2 separate regions of the Mus musculus genome follow, and region 1 is linked to region 2. Evidence: chromatin contacts called from ENCODE POLR2A ChIA-PET data. All regions are on one chromosome and are shown on one strand. Each heading gives the region's core, a stretch centred on a gene start or an enhancer-like site at or near the end of the contact. The rest is flanking DNA. Distances are from core to core; before and after follow the strand shown.

What was found. ChIA-PET counts read pairs that join two places held with the same protein, here RNA polymerase II (POLR2A).
Region 1: POLR2A ChIA-PET joins it to region 2 with 12 read pairs in embryonic stem cell. The contact joins the promoter of Txnrd3 here to the promoter of Tpra1 in region 2. POLR2A ChIA-PET finds 5 or more read pairs at or near these places in 3 of 5 experiments (Patski and embryonic stem cell).

The regions. Positions count from the first base shown.
Region 1 is chr6:89,641,427-89,647,226 of GRCm38, reverse strand. It overlaps Txnrd3 (thioredoxin reductase 3), which reads right to left and starts at 3,239. Exons shown (of 16, transcript NM_001178058.1): 1 at 2,825-3,239. The coding sequence starts at 3,094.
Region 2 is chr6:88,898,900-88,905,042 of GRCm38, reverse strand. Tpra1 (transmembrane protein, adipocyte asscociated 1) reads right to left here and starts at 2,792. Exons shown (of 12, transcript NM_011906.2): 1 at 2,513-2,792.

The DNA.
Region 1 (5,800 bases), core at 1,990-4,489, 740 kb before region 2:
GCTCTACAACGCTAAGAACCCAATAACTAATGCTTGTTAAACAGCATAACCACTTCATGGAGGAATAAATCTTTCTTCTTGATTCTGTAGGGACCATATGTGAAAACCACAATGGATTGTGGGTGATGCATTTAATAGCCCCATGAACAAACTGCCACAAAATCAGCCAGTGATTGGTTACTAAAAGATGGGATTCTAGGACATACCTAGCAATGAGCTGGAAGACCTATCATTCAAACAGAAGCAGGAAAGGCTGGAGAGTTCAAGGCCAGCTTGGACTGGTAAGAGACCCTACCTCAAGCAATGTTTTGCTCCCTACTATAAACCAGCACACACACCAAGAAAGAGACCAGTACATATGAAGATACAATCGATAGAAAAGATGGACTCCACCAACAGCCACTCTCAGTAGAAGTCACACTACAAAACTTGCAGGAGTCCAGTCAGGAGAATGTGTTTATGGCTGCAAAGACCAAAGCAGGGGTCCTAAATAAGACTTGAGACCCACACACTGTGAAAGGAAAGTGGAGCGGGACACTCACAAGCCTCAGTTACCACAAGACCCAGTCACGAGACTCTGCGAGATTTCCCAACATGTAACCAAAGGATTAGTATTTATAATAAGTAAAGAAAACCTACAAATCAGCACAACAAAAGAAAAACAAGAAGAAAGTGGTCTTAATGGTTCACAAAAGAAAACTCCTCAAGGCAGTCATAACACGTAGGCTTCATTAGGGAGATGAAAATTTCAACGGAAGAGCATTACCTAGCAGAACTGAAAAAGTGGAACACAGCAGCTGTCAGCAAGGCTGGAAAGCAAGAACAGGGACACACTCACCACCAGAGGCCAAATCAGTATACTTGAAAACGCCCTGCCGCTGGGATGACTCCATGAATCAATGAAAGACGCCCATCGCTTCTGGGCTTTTGGCAAAGATCACATATGGCTCAAAAGCAATTAGGTAAGTTGGCCAGGGTGTGCTCCCAGATGTGTCCAAAGAAAGGTATCTACCCATATTGCTTTTAAGATCAAAATATTAAGCCAGTTGTAGTGGCTCATGCTATAATCCCCACACTTGGGAGACCGAGGCAGGAGGATTACCCCAAGTTCATTGTTAGCCTAGGGAACATCACAGCAGTGAGAGGTAATGAGACAGAGCCACAGGTCCTAACATGCACGAGTCCCCAAGCCAAACTGCAGAGGAAACAGCTGTAAAACATGTGAGTCGACTCACATAAGGCCCATGCAGGCCAAAAGAACAGAGCTCTGTTAGTGAAGAGCAGCATCAGGTACCTCTCCCAGGTGAATAAGGAATGTGGCTAACCCTGGGGGGAGGGAGGAAGCAGCCTGTAGTCTCCACGCTGCCATCCACATTTTATTAGTTTTTAAAATGAATGCATATTTTTAATGTATGTGTGACTGTGTCTGTGTGTATCTTTGCATGCAGGTGCACTTGCAGCTACAGAGGCCAGAGGTCAACCTCAGCTATCATTCTCGAAAGATTTGTCTGTCTACCTTCTTTCCAGTAACTCCTCTTACTGGCCTGACGCTTACAGGCTGTGTAGCCTGGACTTACACTGTCTTACACTGAGGTAAAGTGCACTCCACTATGCCATCTGTTTTAATACGAGTTCTGGGGATGGAACGTTGGTCCTGGAGCTGGCACCATTTCATCCCGTTTCTTGTGGTAGCACTCTTAATAGGAGCCCAGGCTGGCCTTGAATACATGATCCTTCTGCCCAAGCATCTATTTTTTTTTTCATTTAAATTGTGCTAGAAATGGAAGCCAGGGCCTTGCTCCCACTAAGTTACACACCTGGCCTTTATTGTTTCAACTTTCTCATAATGTTAAGTAAACATCAAGATATTGAACAGCCCCATCTTGCATCTTCCTTCCAAAGATTTCAATAAGAATATTTTTATCTCATAATATGAAAACAATGTCGAATGCCCACCCAGCCCCAAATTACAGAGTGTGCAACAGAGCTTAAACTAGCCACGACTTCCATGGTTCTTAAAACCTCCTCTACCTTCATCTTACAAGCTCCCTGCTAGTTCTGAAACCTGGTCAAGGAGCCAAACATGCTAGTTAACAAATGGGATCTAGATCCAGCTTCAGCTAGCCACGCAATCCTATTTTAATAAGACAACAATTTTAAATATTTTTTGGTTGTTCTTTTTTTTTTTTTTTTAACTAAAGCCCATTATCAGGCTGGAAAGCAAATGTTTCCCTAGATGGCAACCTCCCGGGACCCCGTAGTGAGTCAGAGAAGGTAGGCAATGAAACCTGGGAAAGTGCTACAAAAGCCCTACTCCGTCCACCTTCAGGCCCCGCCCACCTCCCATATGTCAGCGCAGGACCGCCCGCCCACTAAGTTCCACCCAAACCCTCCCTTACCCCCCACCCCCCATACACTAGGTCCCACCCACAGAGTTCCACTCAGACCCTCCCTATTAGCCCCTCCCACCAGGACCCCCTTCCACGGTTCCAATCCGCCCAATGAGCCCCGCCCAGACCCTATTCCGGTTACGCCCATCAAGCACCCTCCACAGACCTCCGCTTCGCCCCACCCACCAACCTTGCTCAGACCCCGCCCACCAGGCGCTAACTACTGAGCCCGGGGTTCGCCCGGCTCACTGCTCAGACCTCTGATCAGTCCCCAGATCCGGCTCACAAACTTACCCAGCCTCTTTATCGACGCTCCTCCCCGCCCGGCCCACCCTGTCCTGGCTTCACCTTCACTTCCCTCCTCCCACCGGGATTGCTTAGACCCTGCCCATCAGGCCACGCCCCAGAGCTCTGCTACGGCCGGCCCCGCCTACCCGCGTGCTGTGTGGACAGTAACTCTTGCTGAAGATCATCACCCTGTTGCCCTCGATGAGGTCCCGCAGGCGGCGCCGCAGCTCCTCGCGGGCCTCAGAAGACGGGCGGCTGGTCCCAGGGGAGGCCAGGCGGGCGCGGCGGCCGGGTGGCGACGACATGAGGCCGCCACGGACAGCACCCAGGCGGCGGTTGGGGAGGACTCCAACCTTCCCCAGCCCGGGCGAGGTCTGCGCCCGAGGAGGCGGCGGCGGGGACGGTGGCTTCTCCAGGGCTTTGTTGTCGCTCCGGGCCGAGCCGGGCCTGCTGAGGAACCGGGACGCGGGCGGCCGCCTAGGGGACGACGCCGGCAAAGCCGCTGAGAACTTGAGAACGCTACGCACTGGCCGCGGGCGCACCGGACAGCTACGGGGCCACGCCCCCGACCGCGCGACCCACGGAGAGGGCCCGCCTACCGACCGGCCACGCCCCCGGGAAAACTTTGCCCCACCTCCAGGCCTCCACAGGGCTAAGCTACGCCCCCTTAGCTCAGCCTGGTGAGCCTGCAAACTACTCTGTCTACCACCCAGTGGCACAGTGGCAGTCACTTGCCATTTTCAAAGGTGCGGAATCAAGCTTGTATGCTCTGCTCTTCTTGTAATTACTGTTTTCATTATCGTTTTACCACAGTTTTTGACACCCAGAGGCCTCTCTACAGTTCCTTCCGCTCCTGATTCTCCACCAATCTCAAAATAGGTGCTTTTCAGGAAGGGTAGATGTCTCCACTTTATTTCAGAAAATGTGACAAAAACCTTGTCTAGGAAATACTGATTCTTTTTTAATTTGCACTACTGAAGCTGAATAAAAATTACTATTGCAATTCAGTTTCAATATGAGGTTCCTAGGTTACTACCTCCCCAACCCCTCAACCCACACACACCCTCAGCAATTCACTGTGACAGTGTACTGCTTAGTTTTTGTCAACTTGGAGCATACTAGAGTCACCTGGAAAGAGACTCAACTGAGGAAATGCTTCCTTCAGATTGGCCTGTAGGCAAGCCTGTGGAATATTTTCTGATTAATGATAAATGTGGTGGCATCAGGCCCACTGGGGAGGGGGTGCCACCCTTGGGCAGGTGGTCCTAGGTGGTAAGAGAGCATGCTGAGTGAGCTATCGAGAGCAAGCCCACGAGCAGCAGTCAGCTTCTGCTCCTTCTTGGGTTTTCTGACTTCCCCCAATAATGGAGTGTGACTTGGGACTTTTCCCAAATAAACCCTTTCTTCCTCTAAGTTGTTTTTGGTTAGTGTTGTTATCACAGCAACAGGAAATAACTAGGGCACAATGGATTCTCAAGCCATCCCCAACACAGGAACCATTTGGAAAGAAGGTCAAATAAGAACAGGCGGTATGCAAACATTTTATCAACTGAGCCCTCTCCCTGGGCTCACGTTTTAAAGTTATTGCTGTAAGCAGCCCTTCTGAAGTTCAGCTTCCTGTAAATGAGCAGAGGCACGGACTCTAATTAGTGGCCACTGTTAGTCAGTTAGCTGGACTATCCTTAGCACCTGTGGTCTGGAACGCCCACTCCACAGAGGCCTTGAGGAAAACTGCATGGCCAGTGTATCTGGTGCCTGTCTGAAGGGCAGGCTCAACCAGGGCTGCTTCAAACATTTGAGCCAGACTTGTTATCACCAACCCTTGAACCCTAGAAGACCCTACTAAAACTCAAATCTTTTTCACTTGCAACCCTTTTTAACCTGAATGATTTCACATGATCTCAAAAGTACATTCAACAGATTCACAAACATTTACTGGTAATAAATCATAATGAATTTAATTTTTAGGAAAATCTTAGGTACCTTTATAATTTCACCCTTTATTAAAGATGAGAGCAAATTTACATTCTAATGAGATGGATGGATAGGGTTGTTTGTTTTTACATAAAACAAATCTTGGCTGAAAATTCAATACCATAGAAGGTAGAACATTGTCACTGTTTTTCATAATTGATCAATATTTTAATTTTATAATTGTCAATACCGAGAGTGTTGCTTTGCATAAATACAAAGAGTGTTTAGAGCTATCTTAGAAATGGTTGGAAGTTCTGCTCTAATCCCAAGCCAACACTCATTTAACATTTTTTTTTTATGAAACTTAAGTATGCAGCTCAAATAGCAATTTTTGAAATCAAACATTCTAACACAATACAAATCTAAATATATACTAATTTGTTCCTTACATGCTGAGGAACGCTGGGAGGAAAATATTAAAATTCTTTGTTTTCTGTAATTAAATCATTCGTTTTTATAGCAACAGAAAAATCTGCTGTAGACTTAAGAACACTGCCTTGCACAGTATTGCCGTCTTCCATTCTAAGGCATGGTGTTTCAGGCAGTGTTTGTGGGCTGTGTGCAGGTTTGATGGCATGCACAGGGCAACAGGCGCGCATGCATTGTGTTTGAAACCGAGGCTGTCTCACTGAAGTCAGGTAACAACACTGGCAAGGCCTAACTGGCAGAATCACCTTTGATTCATTGTGTTTTGATTTTGAATTGGTTGTTGGGCTTTCACAAACCTCAGAAAATGTAGGAGGGTAGCTCTCGAATGTGTGGAGTACATGTATGTATGCCACATGTATACAAGGACCCATAGATGTCAGCCGTGGTGTCAGACCTCCTGGAACTGGAATTGCAGATACTTGGAAGCTACCATGTGCATGCTGCGAACCAAACCCAGGTTCTCTATAAGAACAGTGAGTGCTCTTCGCTGCTCAGCATCTTTCCAGCCCCCTTCAGAAACCTTTTACTGCTGTCAAAATTGTCATACACCCCACATTTTGTGTCATGTCACTTGAGGTCATGACCCACAGCTTAAGACCCTGGGATCTGTTGGAACCTGTTGCAGGCCTTGTGCATGGTGTCATAGTCTCTGAGCTCATATGTGCATCAGTCTTGTGCCTAGAAGACGATGTTTTCTTGGAATTGTCCTTCACCTCTGT
Region 2 (6,143 bases), core at 1,543-4,042:
GTCTTGCATTGCTGGACACTGGATCTATGCTAGGCAAGCACTGGACAATGAGCAGTGAGACTTGCGTCATCACTTTTGAGACAGGGTCTCCCTAGGCTGCCCATGTTGCCCAGCCTTGAACCTGTGATTCTCCTGTCCCAGCTTCCTAATAGCTAGGGTGGCAACAGGCTTGTGTCCCCAGGCCTGGTTCCCATCTCCTGTAGGTTATGGAATTGGCAAGCCAGGCTAGGATGGCATTCCTGGCCCTGCCTCCTGCTTGCTGTGACCTTTGATGAGTGAGTCACTTCCCTTCTGAGAGTCACAGGGACAATCACAGCAAGATTCTATGACAGTCAAAAAAGGCGAGCTGTGAAAATGTCTACCAAAGGGCTGGAGAGATGATGGCTCAGCGGTTAAGAGCACTGGCTGCCTTTCCAGAGGTCCTGAGTTCAATTCCCAGAAACCACAAGTGTCTCACAACCATCTGTTATAAGATCTGATGCTCTCTTCGGACATGCAGGTGAACATGCAGACAGAACACTCACATACATGAGAGAGAGAACGAGAACACAGGCAACAGGTTGAAGGAATGAACACAGGGTGAGGTGTGAGCTGCCACCTGTGACACTTCCCTGTAGGATTGGGAACCCATCCCTAGGAGTCACAATGTTCACAGATGTGGCGACCCATAGTTCAGCTGTCCCCTCCAGAGCCCAACATCATAGCCACTTCTACACCTAGCAATAGCTCAAGGTACTCCTTTCTACCTGAGCAAGTGGACAAACTCCCAACCTGAAATACCCCTACTCCAGCAGTACTGGGGCTGGGAGGAGGTCAAGTTCACTGCACTGCCATGACTGTGCTACTGAAATAACTGAAGTAATGGTAACAAACACATTAGACACTCTTCCAGTGCACAGCCTCCATGCCCTGTGCTTCCTTCCTAGGTACACTGGACAAGCACCATCAGGACCCCAATCAAAGGAGGAGCAGGCATGGCCCAGGGGATCCACAGACCCCACCCTCTATCCTAGGGCCCAGGGCTTCTCCCCCAGATCTTCTGGCCTTGGGCACATGCAATGATAGAGAAGTGAAAGGAGCTGGCCCACCAGGGAAAAGAGGAAGGAGAGGGGGCAGACTGGGACAAAGAAGAGCTATGACATCTTGAAGGAGCAACAGAGCATCATGGAGGAGCCCAGGCCTCTGGAGACCGGGGGAACTGAGGTAAGGTTTCTTCCACCCGTGAACCTGAAAGGGCAGCTCTGACCTCAGCGCATTCTCCAGAGGCCAGGCTCCTGCCCACGACTCAAGCCTCGCCTTCCTCCTACCCTCTGTGGCTAGCTTGTTGGGCCTAGGTGGGACCTGTTCGGACACCCCAGACACCTCCCCAAGGGCCTTCTCTCCCTGCCCTGGGAGAGGTTGAGAGAGCTTGTCTTTCCCATCTGTGCAATGGGATTGCCCAAACCTTCTGAGTTCTTTTATGGGATTCCTACCCAGTAGAAGGTAGCAGTGCAAGCAGCCCCCCAAAGTTCTCTCCCTTCCCTCCTAGGCTGCTAAGCCTCTAAATCTAGCTGCAGAGCAGCATAGGAAATCCCCAGAGGATAGAGGCTAAGTTCCATGCCTCTCTGAATCTGTCAGCCTCAGTGATAGAGGAGAGATTGTGTCCTAAGAGGCCACTGTGGACAACAGGAAGAAGGGATGGTCCAGGTGACCTGCCCTCTGCCTCCTGACAATCCTTCTTGCCCTTCTTTAGCCACCAACTTATATCTCCCCTACCTCAGGGGCCTTTGTGTTTGCTTACCCGCAGCTTGATCCCATCATTTGACTCATTACCTCCCCCTCTAAGTGGACTTTATCTAGCCCACCTGGCTGTTGTTCTTTCAATGATTGTTTTTAAAGATAGGGTCTCATTGGGCCCAGGCTAGCCTCCAACTCTGCAAAAAGCCAAGGCAGGTCTTGAACTTCTGATTTCCCCCCTGCCTCCACCTCCCGATTCCTCCACCACCACCCAGTTCTTTGGTGTGCTGTTTATAGAACTGGGACTCCATCGGCAGCAGGTGTATTTACATGCTTGTGTGTCTTGTCTGTCCTAGGTCTTGTGACCCAACCCTCTAGAACAGGTAAGATCTCAAAAAAATGCTATGACGCGCACACATTTCCAGCACAATGCAACCAGGCTGGACAAGGATTGGGGGTGTCTGGACCCCAGACCCCACCACCCCCTCCTCGCTACGGAGCTAAGTGGAGTTGCCCTTCCTTCCGCAAGGCCAGGAAGGCAGAGGCAGAGCATGGGCTGGTCTTTCCGGCTGCCGCTGAGCTCTGGCTGCACCCGGAGCGGCGGGTGTCCAGCTCCATCCAGGATCCGGTCCTGACCGCTAGGGTCCCCAGAAACTTCTCAAAGGTTGTCTTGCGGCTGTACCCCAAGTGGCACGGGGACAGAAGGAGACGGTAGGCCCGAACCCGAAGAAGGAGCAGGGGCAGGGCCTCCTCGCTAGCTTGGCGGAGCAGGAGATGAGGACTCGGCCGCGCTTACCTGAGAGCAGGGCTGCGCAGGCCGCGGGACTCCGACCCCTGCGAGGTAGCGAGAACCGGGGAGCGTCGCGCAAGAACCGCAGCTGAGATGCTACGTGGATCGGTCAGAGGTGGCCGGACGCCGCCAGCGCGCAGGACTCACGGGACCCGCGGACTTCCCCGGTCCTCCCCTGGCAGCGGCGACTCTCAGGCGCCTTGGCTAGTGTTTTTCGTCTAAGCAAAACTGTGAAAACAGTCACAACCCCTGTTTGTGGCACTCATCCCCGCCCCCTCGGCCTCCAGCAGCCTATCGTAACGGGATTCCACCCACAGGAGTGGAACAGACCAATAAAATTCCTCAGATGGGCGAGGCGGCCCGCGGAGCTCTTAAAGGGACTGCAGTCGAAGCAAAGCAAAGTGTGGGTGACGGAAACTTCAAAGGGGAGAATTTTTTTTCTGCACAGCTTACCCCTAAAGCGTTTCGGGAAGCGTACTGAGCACGCTGTGCCTTTGCCCCGCATCTTTCTGCGGACAGCTCCAGTCCTCCGACCGGGTCGCCCTATGTCTTTGAGGATGGCGCCTAAGGGACCGGCGCCCCATAAATACTGACCTCTGGTCACCTGGACTAGGAAGGAGGGAAGGAAGGGCATCCCTTCCTCGGACGCCCTGTGCTTGCCCACTTCAAAGGGATCTGGCGTTTACAGGGCTCCAGTCCTGGTCTCAGTCACCCTGAAGGCTGGGTGCTATTAGTGGCGTTTTGCAGAAGAAACCTGAAGGGGTTAAGGGAATAAGTCCAAAGCCATCCAGCTAGGAAGTGGCCAGACCAGATCTCTTGCTTAAGCAGGTGCCTTCCAGAGGGACAGTCTTTCCTGTCTGTCGCCTTCCCTCCCTGTGGGACACCCCCAGGGCAACTTGGAGGCCTCATCTCAGGTCATCTGCTTACCTGTGCACCTTTGGCCGGCCACAGGATCTGCCCTATAGGCCATGTATTTTCAAACTTGTGGCTGCCCTTGGGCTTCTCTGCATGCAACCTCGGGCCTGTCTTCTCACATTCTCTCTTCACAGAGAGCTTCCTGGGCTCTCCCTCAAGAGTAGGTATTGACTTGCCTACCCCTTCCTCAGGCATTGGGGGGGGGGGCAGTGTGTCTCAGCAACACCTTAGAGGTGCCTCAGTGCTGGTTAAAGATGTAGGCACCTGTTTATTATAGGATCCCAGGACTGCCCCGTCCTGGTCACACAGGGGCTGGAATGACTCTGGGCCTCTTTGTGATTGGTCCGAGACTTAGCATCCCTGAGACTTCCAGGTTAGTCCCATTTGTCCATTTTGGTCTTAGTCACAGAAGCTGGCTGTGCCTGCCTGCGCCTACAAGGTCTGTAACAGCCACCCTGAAAACCATCAAGAGCTCCCAACTTCCTGCCAAGAGAATACAGTGCCCTGTTTAGGAATAATAGCAAAATACATGTCCTAGGCCCTCCTTGACCTCCAGGTGTCAAAAAGGCCACAGGAATTGAACTCAGGGCTTCTAACCATGCTCATAACCACTAAGCCTTTTCTCCAGCACCTGTCCCCAAACCCCACTGTCAATCACAAGGGCCTAGGGACTAAGCAAACGGGGTGTGGTGGGATGATATGTTTGTAATCCCAGTGCTCTTGAGGCTGAGACAGAAATATTGTCTCACACACCTTTAATCCCAGCACTTGGGAGGCAGAGGCAGGCGAATTTCTGAGTTCGAGGCCAGCCTGGTCTACAGAGTGAGTTCCAGGACAGCCAGGGCTACACAGAGAAACCCTGTCTCTGAAATAAATAAATAAATAAATAAATAAATAAAAATAAAAATAAAGAACTATCGTCTCAAGTTTGAGGCTAGCCAGGGCTATGTCTCAGAAGAACAGTAACAGTATGTCACTCTGCACTTGACCCTCTGGAATTCGGGGCTCCATGTGTGATGTCTGGGAGATTTTTACGGCATTTGCTGAGTGATGGAGGTCATCGAATGCCTCTTTCCCTCTGGCAGCAGAGGCAGTTGCTCCTCCATCACTGTGGCCTCTGCATACAGGACAGTGTGGCATCCAGGAAGTCACATGAATGGGGATCGGTCAGGTAGTGTTCCTGGCTTGCACCAGTGCAGGGTATGGACAGCTGTGCCCATCTTGGGAACCTAAAGCATGTTTGGGACACTGGGACCCTCCCTATGTCAATCTCACTCGCTGTTCTGATCTTTCAAAATTACAAACCACACCTCTTTCTATCCCATTACAGTAAAGGGATTACCCACCTGCAGGGTCCTTCCAGGCCTGTGGTGACTCTACCCCTCTCCGTTGTCACCAGGTCTAGCAAGGCCCAGGCTACTTGGACTCTTCACAGAATGTGGCTCTGGTTTATCTTGTCCATGACACCCTGCTAGTAAGGATGGGTAAGCATGGAATGGCAGACCAGTAATGAGAGATTCTATAAAGGAGGAAGATAAGTTGTTTTTTGTTTTTTTTTTTTTTAAGAATTGGGTGCTTGTCATATCATTGGAACTTGTAGGGGCCTAGGGGCTTATGGTGGACACAGTCAGCTTTTCAAAGAACATATCCTATTATGGTGGCATAATATGCTTTCTATTTTTTATTTATTTATTTTTGAGTCTCTGGCATATAGATGCAGTACCTTCCTGCATCGATAGCAGCTCTGGGTACCACAGTGGCATCCAGCAGACAAGAGGGTGTGGATTCCTGTCTCAGAGGTCATACTAGCCCATCTCCCTAAGATACCCTTTAGCACCTTGGGGTATCTCTTGTACTATAAAGCCTGCAGATCCCCCTTTCTGAGCGTCCTTCCTGATTTCCTCTCTGCCCTACACTAGGTTCTGTGTGGGATTATTGATGCTGTGCATACAGCAGAAGTCACATCCTGCCCAGTAGCTGAGAACCAGATGCCTAAGACTGTAGGAACAGTAGCAGGCCTCTCACTGGAAGCACTCAGCCTGTCTCTGCCCACCTCGTCAGGTGGTAGCTACTGATTCATCCTACACCTCGATTTAACAGATCCCTCAGGTGACCTCATGTCAGGACAGAGCTCCAACTCCTAGACAGACTGCTAATCTGCAGTCTGAACTCTCCCACCTTTCCTGGGCATTACAAGCTTTGAACCAAGGGAGTGGTAATCCCTATATACTCCCAGCCTTCGCTGTACTGCATCACGCACCAGGCCCTTTTCACCTGGAACATCCTCCCCATACCTTTGCCAACTGCAGCCAAGTACAATTGATTCCCACTTTGATAAAAGCCCACAGCAGCCTGGGTGCTTGAAGGATTGAACCTCAGTGCTTTGGGAGAGGTTGATGCCAAATCAGGAAGAAATCAGAAAACAAGCTGGGCAGTGGTGGCCCACGCCCTTAATCCCAGCACTTGGGAGGCTGAGGCAGGCAGATTTCTGAGTTCGAGGCCAGCCTGGTCTACAGAGTGAGTTCCAGGACAGCTAGGGCTACACAGAGAAACCCCAGCCTCGAAAAACCAAAAAAAAAAAAAAAAAAGAAATCAGGAAACAGTCTCAGTTGCAACAAGTGGCCATACCGACACTTAGATACCTAGGTCACACTCTAGAAGGCCGGATTGGTCCTCAGAGCCACTAGTGACCCAAAGTCCCGCTTCCTTGCCTTAGCGTGGT